2 separate regions of the Mus musculus genome follow, and region 2 is linked to region 1. The links are chromatin contacts, found by POLR2A ChIA-PET in ENCODE. All regions are on one chromosome and are shown on one strand. The core of a region is the stretch at or near the end of the contact, and the rest is flanking DNA. Distances in the headings are between cores, read along the strand shown.

Region 1 (7,017 bases), core at 740-3,239:
TCCCATAGAATAGGTTCAGAGAGGGCAGGACAGTGGCTTGGCCCACCACCAGAGAGGACAGTGCGGGCTGGGCCAGAGGCTAGAAGGTTGGCACACAGGGTTCCCCACACGGCAGGAGAGCACACCCCCAGAGCCAGGGCTGGCTGGAGACAGAAGGAAGATGTCCCTGCGGCAGAGGCTCCAGGCCACTTCTGTGAGCCGAAACCTCCCTGGCTCCCCTTGTGCTCTGGGCCAAGGGAGGGCCACCAGGGGAAGGCGGGGTAGAGCAGGACTTACCGGGGCGGAGGGGGAGCTCACCCCCTCGTTCACGGTGCATGTGGTAGACGAGGCAGCAAGAGAAGGGCTTCAGCAGCAAGCTGAGGATGGCCATGCCGGCGCCGAAGCGGCCAGTGTCCCCAGTGGCAACACTCGAGTAGAAGATGCTAATGTAGATAATGTCCAGGAAGATGGTGGCAACCAAGCCACCAAGAAACTGCAAGGGACACCATCACAATATCATGGCCACTGACTCTCCAGACCCCAAGCTTCACACACACACACACACACACACACACACACACACACACACACCCCAGCCTGGTGACTGGCAGCCTGTGACTGGCACCTGTGTGGCCTAAGAGCACAACATACAAGTCTGGCTCTAGCCTGTTGCCCCAGAATTCCTCAGCCCCATCTCCTGCCATTGAGGTCATAAGGGGCCTGTCTCCAGAATTTCTGAGAGGGACAGTCCCTTGGAGTCCATACTTTCTGTTTACACTGCAAGAAGACAAGGAAAACCCCCTTTGTAATTCTCCTAAGGAGCCGTTGGGGTTCTGTGACCTTCCCCCATGTCTGTCTTGGAGGGGGACAGCAGCAGAGGTGGGTTGCTGTGTGGCTGGCCTCGCTAGGCTTGCCATGTGCAGAACAGCAAAGGGTCGGGTATGAGGGAGAGAGAAGACACGGGCAGACGAGGGGCGCACGGCCAGTTTCCCCACTTCAACTCACCATGCCTATGGCATCTATAGAGTCCCGCTGGGCCACAGCCCACACACCCAGGGCCAGGATAGTGAAGTTGCCCCAAGCATAGGAGCTTGAGAACACCAAGCAGCCCCTGCACAGAGAGACACACACTATCAATCAGCTAGTCACCAACTTGAGGTGCCCACCCCGTCCACACAGTTCCTTCCCCCTGTTCCAGGGTCTTAACCTCCTCTGAGAATAGTCACTCCTGCCCCCTGCAGGCAGTTATTGAAATAGCAGGCAGTGTGAATCAGATCATGTGACTCCTCCAAGCCAACCTTCCCACCGGTTTGGAATAAGATACCTTTTTTGCTGTTGTCTATGGGGTTCCCACGAGAGCCCCACCCTTACCTCCTGGCTGCTACACCCTTGAGGCTTCGTTTTCCTGAACAGGCAGCCATTTCTTGCCATCTTAAGAGCTCAAACGTTGCCTGAGAGATCCACTCTCATGCAGGCCTGACCAAGCTCCTCCCTGCTCAAGTTTTCAGAGTATCTCTGACATTGCCTACTAGTTTGCTTGCAGAGCCGGCTTATCACAGTTAACACGGGGCACTTCCTGGGACCTGACTCTGCCCCACTTGTTCTAAATTCATTGGTTCACAGCTGCTCTTTGGAGGGAGGTGTTGTTAACGAGTCTTATTTTACAGACTCAAAGTCACCGACTTAATAGGTGACTAACCAGGTCACACAGTCGCACAATGAATGACCATGAGGACTGACCGATCCTAGGAATGGGTGAGGAGAAGGTTTTATTGTAGATATGAGAGAGAGACAGCAGAGGTATCCGCAAGGATCCCGACTGAGCATGGCCAGCAAAATGAGTAAGGCCATGGGGGGTGTGGGGGAAAGCATCAGAGGAAGAGAAAGAAAGAGGTTGAGAGGGGCAGAGAGATAGAGTGGTCCAGAAGAGGAGCCAAGGGCAGAACAAAGACAGCAGGTAGCCAAAACGGAATCAGAAGCTAGGTGAAGGGAAGCCCAGATCGCGAGCTGGAGAGGGTTAGGGTAGGGGGCAGAGTGAGAAGGGCGGGGCCACGGGTACTGAGTGATGCTGGGGTAACTGGGCAGGGCCACAGATACTGAGTGATGCTGGGGGAACTGGATGGGGCCACGGGTACGTTGTCTGGGTTTCTTTGGGACCCGACCATTAGCAGGGCTGGGACTGGAACAGTGGAATTAGCAATTAGGCCAAGAGGTCCGATGTTTTCCAGTCTTTCTCGGTCTCGGGAAAGCAGGTGTGAGCTCAGCCTAGTCACCAATGTGGAGCTGCAGGGAAAGTGACACCCCACTCCCTGCTGTTTACATCGCTTACAGCAGTTGGCCTGGCCACTGCCCCTCAAAGCCTGCAAAGCACACGTGATCTCAGTGGTTTCCTGACTTGCTTTTGGCAGCTCCAAACACACGACCGAAGTGACAGTGAGGTCAAGCTGCAGCTGCACCCTGGAGCCCCACTTAGGGGCTTGGTTAGTACGCACTGCCGCAGGGGCCTGTCCTTATCCCACTGTGTAGATGGAAGATAGATCCAGCCCTGCGCCGAACGAACTGCTAAATGTGATGGACTGAAACAGTGCAGAATGGGACCTGGCCAGGCAGACAGGACCCGGGAGCACTGACCCCAGGTGACACAACACACAGCCAGAAGACGTGGATACAGCCAGACACCCAGAGTCACTTACCAGGTTGTCAACAGCCAGTGAACCAGGAGAATAACCTGTAGCACAAAAACAGGGGTTGGATAAGTCTGTGAGTGCAAAGGCACAGCACTCAGGAAGAGGCAGGTGGGCCTCTCTGAGTCTGGGGCCAGCCTGGTCTATAAACAGAGTTCTAGGACAGCCAGGGCTGTTACACAGAGAAACCCAGTCACAAACAACAACAGAAAACAAAACAACAACAAAAAAAAGAGAATAAGCCTCTCATGCCTCAGTTTCCCTCTCTTTGTAATGGGAATATAATCAGCCCTCAGTGATAGGACTTCCAAGAAAGCTGCAGGGAGAAAGAGAGCCAAGTGGCCCAGCCCTTCCTGGAAATGTGCAGCGGGAGGGACCAGAGGCTTCTCAAAGAGAAACTGGGAAGGGCGGAATGGAGCAGAGCCAGAGCGGGGGGATGGGGAGGGGCGGGGCTATGGGGGACTCTCTTCCCCAAACAAGGTCAACAAGCTAGGGCAGCAGGGGTCACTGGTGCTGGTTGCGGAATGCAGGCCCTCTCGGTGGTGGAGATGGTGTGTGTATCACACAGGGAGCATCTATCCCAAGGGGACCTTGGCTTCAGGGAAAGCAGGAGCTTGCCAGTGCTCCTCACCTGGGGGGGGGGGGGGGGCGGGGATCCTCACTCTGAAGTCATTCCATCCACGAATCTTCTGCCTACACTGCCTCCAGGGCCAACTGGAGCAGAACTCACTAGAGACTCAGCACACCAGGTCCAATCAGAAAGGCAAGCAACAGCCCAGCTGCAAAGCCCAGATCAACCACCCCTGTTCTGAGCTTGCTTTCTGTCTGGCTTTGTTTCAGGGGCTTGCAAAGGTAGACCTGGTTTCTGATCTGACGGTTGTTCTCTTGTTTGTTTGTTTTGTTCCCTCCTTTTTTTTGGTCTTTTTTTTTTTTTTTTTTTTTTTGGTTTTTTGAGACAGGGTTTCTCTGTGTAGCCCTGGTTGTCCTGGAACTCATTCTGTAGACCAAGCTGGCCTCAAACTCAGAAATCTGCCTGCCTCTGCCTCCCGAGTGCTGAGATTAAAGGCGTGAGCCACCACGCCCGGCTTTTTTTGGTCTTTGAGACAGAGTTTCTCTGTGCAGTCCTGGAACTCACTTTGTAGACCAGGCTGGCCTCGAACTCAGAAATCCGCCCGCCTCTGCCCAGCTGGTCTGAGTTTTTAATCCCCTCATCGCCCTAGAAGGCACAGCTTGTTTCCCACCTCTTGTTACAGTGAACAAACTGATGTGCAGAGAGGTCAAGTAACCTCCTCAGTGTCACACAGATAACTCTGTCAGAGCCTGGCCTTAAAACCTCGCCCCGAAGCCAGCATTCTCTCCACTGTCAGGATCTCCAAGGTCAAAGGCAGGGCAGAGGGAAGGGAAGTTTAACTTAGAAAAGGGTGGGTCAGCAGAAGTCTAGGGGCCAAGAGGATTAATTAACCTTTGTTTGGGGCTATGGACTGTGGTTCCGTGGTAGAAAACTTGCCTGGCCTGTGGTACCCTACCACAGGAAAACAAAACAAGCCTTTGTTTACCACTCCCAAAGGAGGAGGGGCTGGGGATGTCCCAGACCTCAACTTAAAACATCCCCGTGTGTCCTGTGCAAACATTTGGCGGCCTATTAGACAAGGCAGTAGGATGCCCCCAGGACAGCTAAATTCAAGGGCTACCCAGGAGGAGAGGCAGGTCCTCTGGCAGACTTTGGAGTCAGACCATGGAACAGATCTTAACACATAAACTTGGGCAAGTCTCCATACATACAACGGCCACCTGCTCTTCAGCGCAGCAGGGACTCTGTGGTAGAAGTGTGTCAAACACTCAAACACAGCAGGCCGCATCGCTGCCCCCCCCCCCCCACTGCTCCTCCCAGGGCTTCACAAGTCTAGTCCAACCTGAGCTGCTTCAGTTTAGCTCCTGCTTAAGACAAGCAAGAAGCCCAGTTAGGGACCCGACTTCTTTCACAGAGCCTGGGCCAAGTGCTGAGAAGAGCTGGTGTCTTTTTAAAAGACAGAGAGGGTGGACTGAAAGGGGCAGCCAATGGTGTCCCAGCTGCCTCCCATAGGGACACCAGATCTTGCAGACAAAATAACACAACACCCAGCCTCATTCTGAATTTCAGATTGTGAATGATTCAGTGTGTCCCCAATCCTGAGACACATGGTACGACTTTGTCCTTGATGCGAAGCCCAAAAGTGACTGGGTGTTACTTCACAACCCCTAGCCTGGGCACTGCCCTTCAAAGCCTGCAAAGCACACATGATCTCAGTGGAGGGCCTAGTGTTTGTATGCTGGGCTGGAAAGCCTGCTATCTTACATTTGTGATGGATACACTGTACCTATCAGGTTCTAAAAGACGATGTAGGCCATCAAAACCAAAGTTAGCCCAAAGCAACAATACCAGGAAATGCAAACCACTGGAGCTGAGTCTTTGGGGGTTCGAATCCTGACTGTACCACTTATTTCTTGGGAGACTCGGACAATTTCCTCGTATGATCTAAGCTGAAGTTTGCACCCCGATAAAAGAACACGGCTTCTCTAGGTCAGGTATGGTGGTGCACACCTTTAATCCTAGCACTCAGGAGGCAAAAGCAAGCAGATCTCTTGTCAATTCAAAGACAGCCTGATTTCTATAGTGAGTTCCAGGCCAGCCAGAGCTAGATAGCAAGTCCCCCAACTCTAAACAAAAACGACAGAGTACAGCTTCAGCTTTTTCAGCGGAGGACGGAGACTAAGAAAAACAAGCAACACAGGTTGGGGATACGGCTCGGTTGGTGGAGTGTTTCCTTATCCTGCAGGAAGCCCTGGGTTTCATCGCCACTACTGTGTAATCCTGGCACTGGAGAGGTGGAGGCAGGAGGATCAGAAGTTTGTGGCAATCCTCAGGTACACAGTAAGTTCAAGGCTACACAGTAAGTTAGTACACGAGACCCTGACTCAAATGAATAAAACATATCAGCCCATAAACATCACATTTTTCTCACCTGTTCCTGCGTTTTATTATTATTTGTTAGTGTGTGGTCCTGGGATGGAACCCCAGGCCTGGGGTGGGCTACTCAAATGTTCTACCATTGAGACTTGTGCTGTCCTCGTAATTATTCCAGCAGAATAAGGCAGAGCCTGACCTCCAGACTGCCTCCAAGTCCTGCCTGTAATTCTGTCCCTAGATAATGGATCGCTCAAGCCCATTCCTTTGCTCCAATCTCCCTCCTGCTGCTAGCCAGCAGTTTAGGAATGGGAAACCGGCCAGAGCAAGTCACAGCCCAGCCCATATGAAATCACACAACTGCTCCAAAGCACCTCTATCTTCCGGCCCTTTCCTCTCAGACACCAAAGGGTGCTAAATGGCTTAACACCTGGGAGTCTTAGGGTTTCACGGAGCTGGCACCAAAGGCCCAAGATGGCCGGTTTACTTCCAGGTCCACACGGTTCTGGCCGAAGCTAAGTGGCCAGCACCTCTGTTGCAAATGAGGAGGGCTGAGAGAGAAAAAGAACTTAGGAAATGAAGACATCCTACGCAGCCCCGCTGCCCGGAGCTCAAAGTAGCCTCTGGGGTTTTTGATTTTAGGAAACCTCTTAAGTTCCTGCTTCTTAATTATGAAATAAGGACGCTGCATGTGGAAATTAGGGAGAAGCAATTGTTTGGGGACAGCGGATTTCTCCTAACTTGAGCCAGCACTCAGACAGACCCCCCCCCCCGAACTGCACTGACCTCTCAGAAGGATAGATGTCCCTGTCCTGCTGTGGGGGACACCAGGAGCGCAGGCCCGGGCGGTCCGGTGCCCGTGCCAGCCTGGGTCTGTCCGGGAGGGGCGGCCCTGTCCGTCTCTGTCCCCAGGTGTCCCTCTCCGTGTCCGCCGCCTCCTCCCCGGGGCTCTGGACCTTCCCTTCTGCTCCGACTCCGTTCCCCAGGTTCCTGGACCCCCGCCCGCCCCGGCCGCGCGGCCACCTTCAAGTTCACGGCAGGCAGCTCCATCCCGACCCGGCGGAGGGCACCTGAGCGACGGCCGCGGGGACTCCTGGGCTCCGAACTCGGGAACAAACTTCCTGGCCCCGCCCGTCGCGTTGCGCCAGTTCCAACGGCGGGAGGCCAACTCGCGCGGCCACGTGACTGCAGCCGGTTGCTAGGAGACGGCGTCAGGCAGCTGCTCTTGCTGCTAGGCTCAGGCTCCTGCTACTACTACTGCCTAGGCCTCTACCAGCTCCTGTGCTTCAAGCCAGGAGGTCGGGATTTCTGCAGCCTAGGGGCTCAACGGGCTGCCTAAGTGGGATCGAGGTGAGGTGGTGGGACGACCTACAGCCAGAGGAGCCTGGGGCAAGCGGGCAGAAACTGCGG
Region 2 (7,215 bases), core at 2,487-4,986, 57 kb after region 1:
CGGTCTACAAAGTGAGTTCCAGGACAGACAGGGCTACACAGAGACACCCTGTCTGGAAAAAAACCAAAAACCAAAACAAAACAAATAATAAATAAATCTAAAACAGAATTCTATCTTAATTATTAATTAATTTTGGAGGAGGACTCTTATTATGTAATTCTGGCTAGCCTAAAATTTGTGGCAGTCTTCCTGCCTCTGCCTCCTACGTGCTAGGACTCAAAGTGTGTGCCACCATGCCCAGATAACCCTTTGGGAATGGATCTAGAATTTTCCATTTCACAGATGAGCAAGCTGAGGCTGAAAGAAGGAAAAGGGTCTTGTGGCTGGAGGAGTATCAGGGTGGTGGAAAGAAGCTGAAAGTGGACAACCAAGTGGGCTGTAGGTGTGGTGGGCTCCCCGAGGACCAGCCCACACTCTGGCTTTGCTTACAGCCCAAGTGCTGGCATCGGAGGTCATAGCTTATTCTTTCTAAGCAAGCTGGGCTGCAGATCAGGCCCCTGGGCGGAGTTCCTGCCATCACACCTTCTTTCTACCTTCCTTTCCCTTATTCACTTAACACATGTTCTGTGTTCTGTGAGGACCTGAGCTGCCCAGGCATTGGGTGGCATGTTAAGCCCCCCCAAAATGAACCAGACAGACCAGGTCCCTCTCAGGAAGCAGGCCAAGCAGCGGGGTGGCGCTTCAGGGTGTGCTGGGACTGACACCAGGCTTCCTGTGATTGGTCCCCTTTCTCTCCTTCTCTGTTTCTACGTGCTCATTGTTCTGGGAACTGGACACAGATGGGAAAGATGCTGAGTCTTTATTAATTAATTAAATTTATTTTTTTACATTTATTCATTTATTTATTGGTGGGGTAGCATGTGTGGGCTTGCAGGAGTCGGTTTTATCCTTCCACCATGTGGGTCCTGGGGATTGACAACCTCAAGGTTGCCAGCCTTGGCAGCAAGCCCTTTTGCCCTCTGATCCATCTCGCCCTCCCAGACGATGCTTATGTGATCCCGTCTGTGGACAGCAACTTGGCTATAGAAGCATCTCGCAGGTCTGCACACTTTGTTGACAAGGGTTGTATCTAATTTGCTTGTGTGTGTGTGTTCATCACACCGCTGAGAACCCTTTTAGCACATCGGTGGAGGCTTAGTCCTTTCCAGGCTGGGGCTTACAGGCTTTTGTTGTTGTTGTTGTTATTTGCCCTCTCTGTTTCTGTATCTCTTGGGAGTGAATTTCCCTCCATCCCTATTGCTGGTCCCCCGGCTAGTTGCTAGTTGTGAAATGCATACACACTTTCTTTTCACCTTAACTTGTAACTTTCCTTCCCAGCCCCAAATTACATATTGTCTCTATGGTGAAAATATGCAAATAACATTGAAAATGGGGATTCAAGAAACAATAAGTTGCCTCATAATGCAATCTCTGTCTTACAGCCATCCATCACACTGATGTAGCTAACGTGAAAACCCAGGCACTGTAGAGCCAAAGGCAGAGGTCTCCAAGGCAGAGGTCTCCAGCTGGTCCCATGTTACCTTAGCCTCCCGCCTATGCCCTTGTTCCATCCCTGAGGAATCTCCCCCACCCCACCTCTACCCTGCATCAGTAATGAAAACGCTGTTCAGGAGCTGGGGGGTGGGGTGGATAAAGGACTCGGTCATTCCCCACCCCACCATGATGAAAACTCACTGCCCTAAGGTCTACAAGGCAGTGAGCTGCCCAGCCAGCTCTAAGTAGAAAGGGCTCTGTTGAACATGGTGTAATGTGGGGAAGGTCCCCGAGTCTTGAGAAGGGTTGCTGTGCCCACTGACGGGTGTATCAATTCCTAAAGCCAAACCAGCATTCTACCGGCTTAAGCACAGGCATGTTACAGAACGCAGGAGAACTCCACTGGCAGCTCCCATAGTTTCGTGGGCACACAGGTTCCCTGGGGAGCTTGTTAAAGAGCAGAGCCCTGCTGTTAGCCTGCCCTGGTCAGGTAAGTCAGGGCAGCTGGACAGCCAGGGTTTAATAGGGTCCCTGGGGACTGAGATGAAGATGTTGGTGGTAGGTCTGCATTTTGAGACCCGCTTTGCTCACATTCCAGGGTAATCCTCCCTCTGGCCTGCTCCTTATCCCTTCCCATGAGAAGGATATGAATATGGAATTGACAGCTTCTGGTGCGGGGAGTGGGGGGTGGGTGTCATACCACATTGCAGGGATGACCTTTAATGCAACATTTCCTATAGAAACAGGACAAGACAACTCTTACATCCTTGGAGGGCAGAGTCTAAATCAGTGGTTCTCAACCTTCCTAATGCTGCAACCCTTCCACACAGTTCCTCATGTGGTGACTCCCAATCATAAAATTATTTTCATTGCTACTTCATAACTGCAATTTCACAACAGTCAGGAATTGTAAATATCTGATATGCAGAATATCTGATATGCCACCCCTGGGAAAGAGTCATTTGACCCCAAAGGGGTTGAAGCCCACACATTGAACCACTTCTTTAAATTCTCTTGGCTTCTAGGCCTGCCATGTCACCCCTAACTCCAGACCATTTCTCTAACCTCAGATTTTCTTTCAGTTAAACAGAAGGGTGTGAGTTAAGCTGAATTCTCACCTAGCGTCAGAACATATTGCATCCGTGAGGCTTTGGTGAAAGAAGGAACGTTCCTGAGCCTATTGTACATCTATAAAGTTGGGCTGTGAAGGCAATACTTAGCTCCTAGGGCTAATAAAGGAATTAATATAAATCAGAGTTTGGGGAGGTGGAGAGATGGCTTAGTGGTTAAGACCACTGGCTGCTCTTCCCGAGGAAGTGAGAGGTAGGGTACTGGGTGGTGAATGGTGGTTTCAATTTGTAGCACCTATATAGTGGTTCACAATCATCTGTAGCTATAGTTTCAGGAGATCTGACGCCCTCTTTTGGCTTTCACCTGCACCAAGCAGTCACATACTGCCCAGACATAGATGCAGACAAAACACCTACGCACATTAAATAAATAGAATTCAGGGTTTGTAATATAAAAGGGTTCCGTATAATGGATATAATTTTCATACTATTAAAATGATCTGAGGCCCTTTCGACTCCTCTGGAATTGAGTCCGTACCTCTACAGGAAGGACCCTGGAGCAGCACTGCTGCCCGCCCCCTCCGCTTGCTCACGACACAGACAAGTCCTCATTAGGCTCGTCCGCAGAAAAAAAAGACGGCCAGGAACCCACACGTATTCTGAAGATTTATTGAGTCAACTCCCAGACACCCAGCCCAGCGCCTACTGGCTGCAGCTTCCAAAGGTCAGCTATTGAGAAGAAACCATGGGACACTTAGTTCTCTAGGGAGGTCAAGCCCCGATGTTACTTGAGTTTCGGGTCGGGGTGGAGCGTCTCGGTTGCTTCTTACCGTTCCCTGTCCCCGCCCCCAAGCCTGCGGATTCGCTTTCGGTTGGGCAAGCTAAGAGTCCGGGGACGTTGACGCTGGACTAGCAGCAGATGTCGCTGCCCTCCCTTGGTACCCAGCTGTGCTTGCAGCAGGTTCTCACTTGCAACTACTAAAGAGAAATGTCCGGGAGGAGAAAACACAGCGATCATACGCAGAGGCCATGGAAATCTCTTGATCGCTCCCACCTGAAATCCAAAGGCGGTTTAGCTCGTTCCTTGGAGATTCCTGTAGCTCAGGCGGGGCTCCGCCCCTAAGCTCCACCCCCGAGCCTGCCCCGCCTCTCCCAACAGGGCGAGGTTCTGATTGGACAGCTCCGGGGTAGGCGTGGCTTATGGTTGTGCTGGGACCGCGGGAGCACCGCGGTGGTTACTGAGGCCAGGGGATTCTGGAGTAGCGCGTTAGGGGTCTCAGACGGTGGTTTCTATAGCCCGGTCGTAGATTGGAACCTGAGGTCGAAACCGGAGCCGGCGAATCGGGGAGGAGCGTAGAGAGGGCGGGATTTCCGCCGAGAGGGATCCGGCTGCTCAGGGGGCGGGGCTTCCCCCGACCGGGCTGCGTTTCCCGCGTGCGGGGTCGGTTGCCTTGAGTCCCTACAGACACCCTCCACGCCCTCCCCCAGGCGGCCAAGGATGACCACCCTCACGCGCCAAGACCTCAACTTTGGCCAAGGTAGGGATCTGAGCCTGCGGGGGGTGGAGGGAGTGCGATCCTGGTTGGAGTCCTGCTCATCAGCTGTGTCCCCACCACAGTGGTGGCTGACGTGCTCTCCGAGTTCCTGGAGGTGGCCGTGCACCTGATTCTCTATGTGCGCGAGGTCTACCCGGTGGGCATCTTCCAGAAGCGCAAGAAGTACAACGTGCCGGTTCAGGTGAGCCCCGGTGCCCGGCTGGATTTAAAAACCTTTATTCTACTTGCAAGCTTCCTCACTCCTCAACAGAGGCTGATAGCGGACAGCCTCCTGTCTCTCACCACCCAGCCCTTCCCTCCCTGAACTCAGATAAATTCTCTGGGTTAGATGGTTAGCTCTCTGGATGAGAGCTGTTCCAAGCTTGCATTTTAAAGGGTTTCTGAGGTTTGGATAAAGAGGATTCCCATTGTCTGTCACCTTCTTTCTCTTTTCATTCTCCCTAAACTCTAAAAAAATATTTATTAGCCGGGCAGTGGTCGCTAATCCCAGCACTTGGGAGGCAGAGGCAGAGGCAGGTGGATTTCTGAGTTCGAGGCCAGCCTGGTCTACAAAGTGAGTTCCAGGACAGCCAGGGCTATACAGAGAAACCCTGTCTCGAAAGAAAAAAAGAAAAAAAAAAAAAAAGAAAGAAAAAAGGGAAAAAACCAAAAAGAATATTATGATTAATTATTTGTCTCCTTGTTTAGTCTTGGCTGGTGTGGAGTCTCCACTATGTAGGCCAGGCTAGCCCGAAACTCACAGAAATTCTCCTGTCTCAGTCTCTCTAGTGCTGGAAACAAAGGTGTGAGCCACCATACCTAGCTTTTTACTTTTTAAGATCTATATTAATTGTGTGTGTGTGTGTCTATGTCTGTTTGTTGGGGGTGTTCACTGAGGCAGGAAGAACACATGGGAACCCTTGGCATTTGGAAGATGGGGGAATCTGACTCTGAAGGTCCGGTGGCCAGTGCTTTTAGTTTCTGAGCTATCTCTCCAGCCTCTGTTTATTATTATTATTATTATTATTATTATTATTATTATTATTTATTATTAGTTTTTTCGAGACAGGGTTTCTCTGTATAGCCTTGGTGCCTTGGCTGTCCTGGAACTCACTCTGTAGACCAGGCTGGCTTCCAACTCAGAAATCCGCCTGCCTCTGCCTCCCAAGTGCTGGGATTAAAGGTGTGTACCACCACTGCCCGGCCTTATTTTGTATTTTAAGAAATCTAGACCTCATGTAGCTAGCCTGGGCTCACAGTTGTTAGGAAGCTGGGGCTAGCCTTGAACTCCTGATCCTCCTTCATCAACATCCCAAGTGCTAGGATTACTGGAGAACATGCCCCAAGCTTCTTTTTTTTTTTTTTTAAAGATTTATTTTATTTATATGAGTACACTGTAGAAGAGGTTATCGGATCTCATTACAGATGGTTGTGAGCCACCATGTGGTTGCTGGGAATTGAACACAGGACCTTTGAAATAGCAGTCAGTGCCCTTAACTGCTGAGCCATCTCTCCAGCCCCCATGCCCAAGCTTCTTGCGTTCGGTTTTATTTTCCAAGACAGGATTTCTCAGTGTGGTTCTGACTGTCTTGAACTCTATGTAAACCAGGCTAACCTCAAACTCCGAGATCTGCCTGCCTCCCAAATGCTGGGGATAAAGATGTGGGCCACCATGCCTGGCTCCCGGTTTTAACTTTGGACACACAGTAGATGTGCTGTCTTCTTCTCAAGTCGCTTTCCCATTGTAAGGGGGTCAGAGGCACTGAAAACAAAGAGCTACTAAGCACCTTGTGTGTGAGATGTTAAGACATTTGCCTGTGGCTACACAGTTTTTTTTTTTGTTTTTTTCTTCCCTTAGATAGGGTTTCTCTGTATATCACCAGCTCTGTAGACCAGGCTGGCCTCTTTCAACTTAGAGATCCGCCTGCCTCTGCCTTCTGAGCGCTGAGATTAAAGGTGTGTGCCACCATACTTGGCCTGACAGAGTGCCTGTCTTTGAGTATCTCTCCAAGGTTAAGTTAGTGATAGGTTAGATCCCTCAGGCAGGGAGAGCTAGGAATGGCTGTTCTTTGTCCAGAGATGTATGTGTGTGGGTTATTGCTGTTTCTCCTATTCGTGCCTTGGAATTTAACAGCCCTGTGGGGTTGTATACAGATGTCCTGTCACCCGGAGCTGAACCAGTACATCCAGGACACACTCCACTGCGTCAAACCTCTCCTGGAGAAGGTGAGGGGGCCCCCGGTCCTAACGGACACTCTGCACCCAATCTGCTCCTCCTTGCTTGTGGGCTGAAGTGCTCATGTCTTTCAACAGCCAGAAGCCTCAGTCTGAAGGCCACCCCCAGCTAGCAATAGGCCCCAGGGTATGTAGGTCACATCAGGGATGTATCAGTTGAGCCAGATCTATGTGGGACCTGCCCTGAAAGATCTGGTTCTTCATATGTCCACATGGCCCGTCCCATCCCTCCTGGGCTGGGCCCCTTGGGTTTTTGTTTGTTTGTTTGTTTCCCTATTATCTTGTCCTGGTATGAGACTAATTGGGGAACCTCCATGGGAGCCAGACATCTCTTCCTGGCCTGTACCATTCGAGAACTGGGAGCCAGCTTGCACTTCTCAATTGCTGGGCTCCTAGGTAGCCTCAGCCAGTGCCCTGCCCTACCTCTCCCTGGGCCTTATGCATAGCTCTGGAGCGGGGGTTCCTGTGCTTGCAGAACGATGTGGAGAAGGTGGTGGTGGTGATTTTGGATAAGGAACACCGCCCAGTGGAGAAGTTTGTCTTTGAGATCACTCAGCCTCCCTTGCTGTCCATCAAGTAAGCTGTCACCCTCCCTCACCTGGTTGCTGCATCTCTCACAGGGATGCCTCTAACAGCGCCACATTACCTTAGTAAAGACCCTGAAATGGCAATATATACTGTTAACATCCGAGAGACACTCTGGCCACAGAACTCTGTGAGTCGGACAGAAGTGACGGTGACCCCTGGGACATCCCAGGAAGTGGTGAATGTTAGTCCCTAGCCTCACTGTGTAGATGGAGAGACCAAGGTCCAGAGAATTGACCTGATTGGCACCACTCAGTGGTTGCAGAGCCCAGGATGCTGACCAAGTTGACTGGTTACCTTGGCATCTCTTGTAGCCA

What was found. ChIA-PET counts read pairs that join two places held with the same protein, here RNA polymerase II (POLR2A).
Region 2: POLR2A ChIA-PET joins it to region 1 with 17 read pairs in embryonic stem cell. The contact joins the promoter of Mad2l2 here to the enhancer-like site in region 1. POLR2A ChIA-PET finds 5 or more read pairs at or near these places in 3 of 5 experiments (Patski and embryonic stem cell).

The regions. Positions count from the first base shown.
Region 1 is chr4:148,081,287-148,088,303 of GRCm38, forward strand. It overlaps Agtrap (angiotensin II, type I receptor-associated protein), which reads right to left and starts at 6,778. Exons shown (of 5, transcript NM_009642.5): 1 at 6,631-6,778; 2 at 2,673-2,707; 3 at 985-1,090; 4 at 277-472. The coding sequence starts at 6,657. Within about 2 kb of position 1,990, at least 1 of the 3 ENCODE cell types and tissues checked has a DNase peak (open chromatin) inside an H3K27ac peak, as active enhancers do.
Region 2 is chr4:148,136,754-148,143,968 of GRCm38, forward strand. Mad2l2 (MAD2 mitotic arrest deficient-like 2) reads left to right here and starts at 3,737. Exons shown (of 8, transcript NM_027985.3): 1 at 3,737-4,081; 2 at 4,162-4,280; 3 at 6,233-6,304; 4 at 6,789-6,889. The coding sequence starts at 4,042.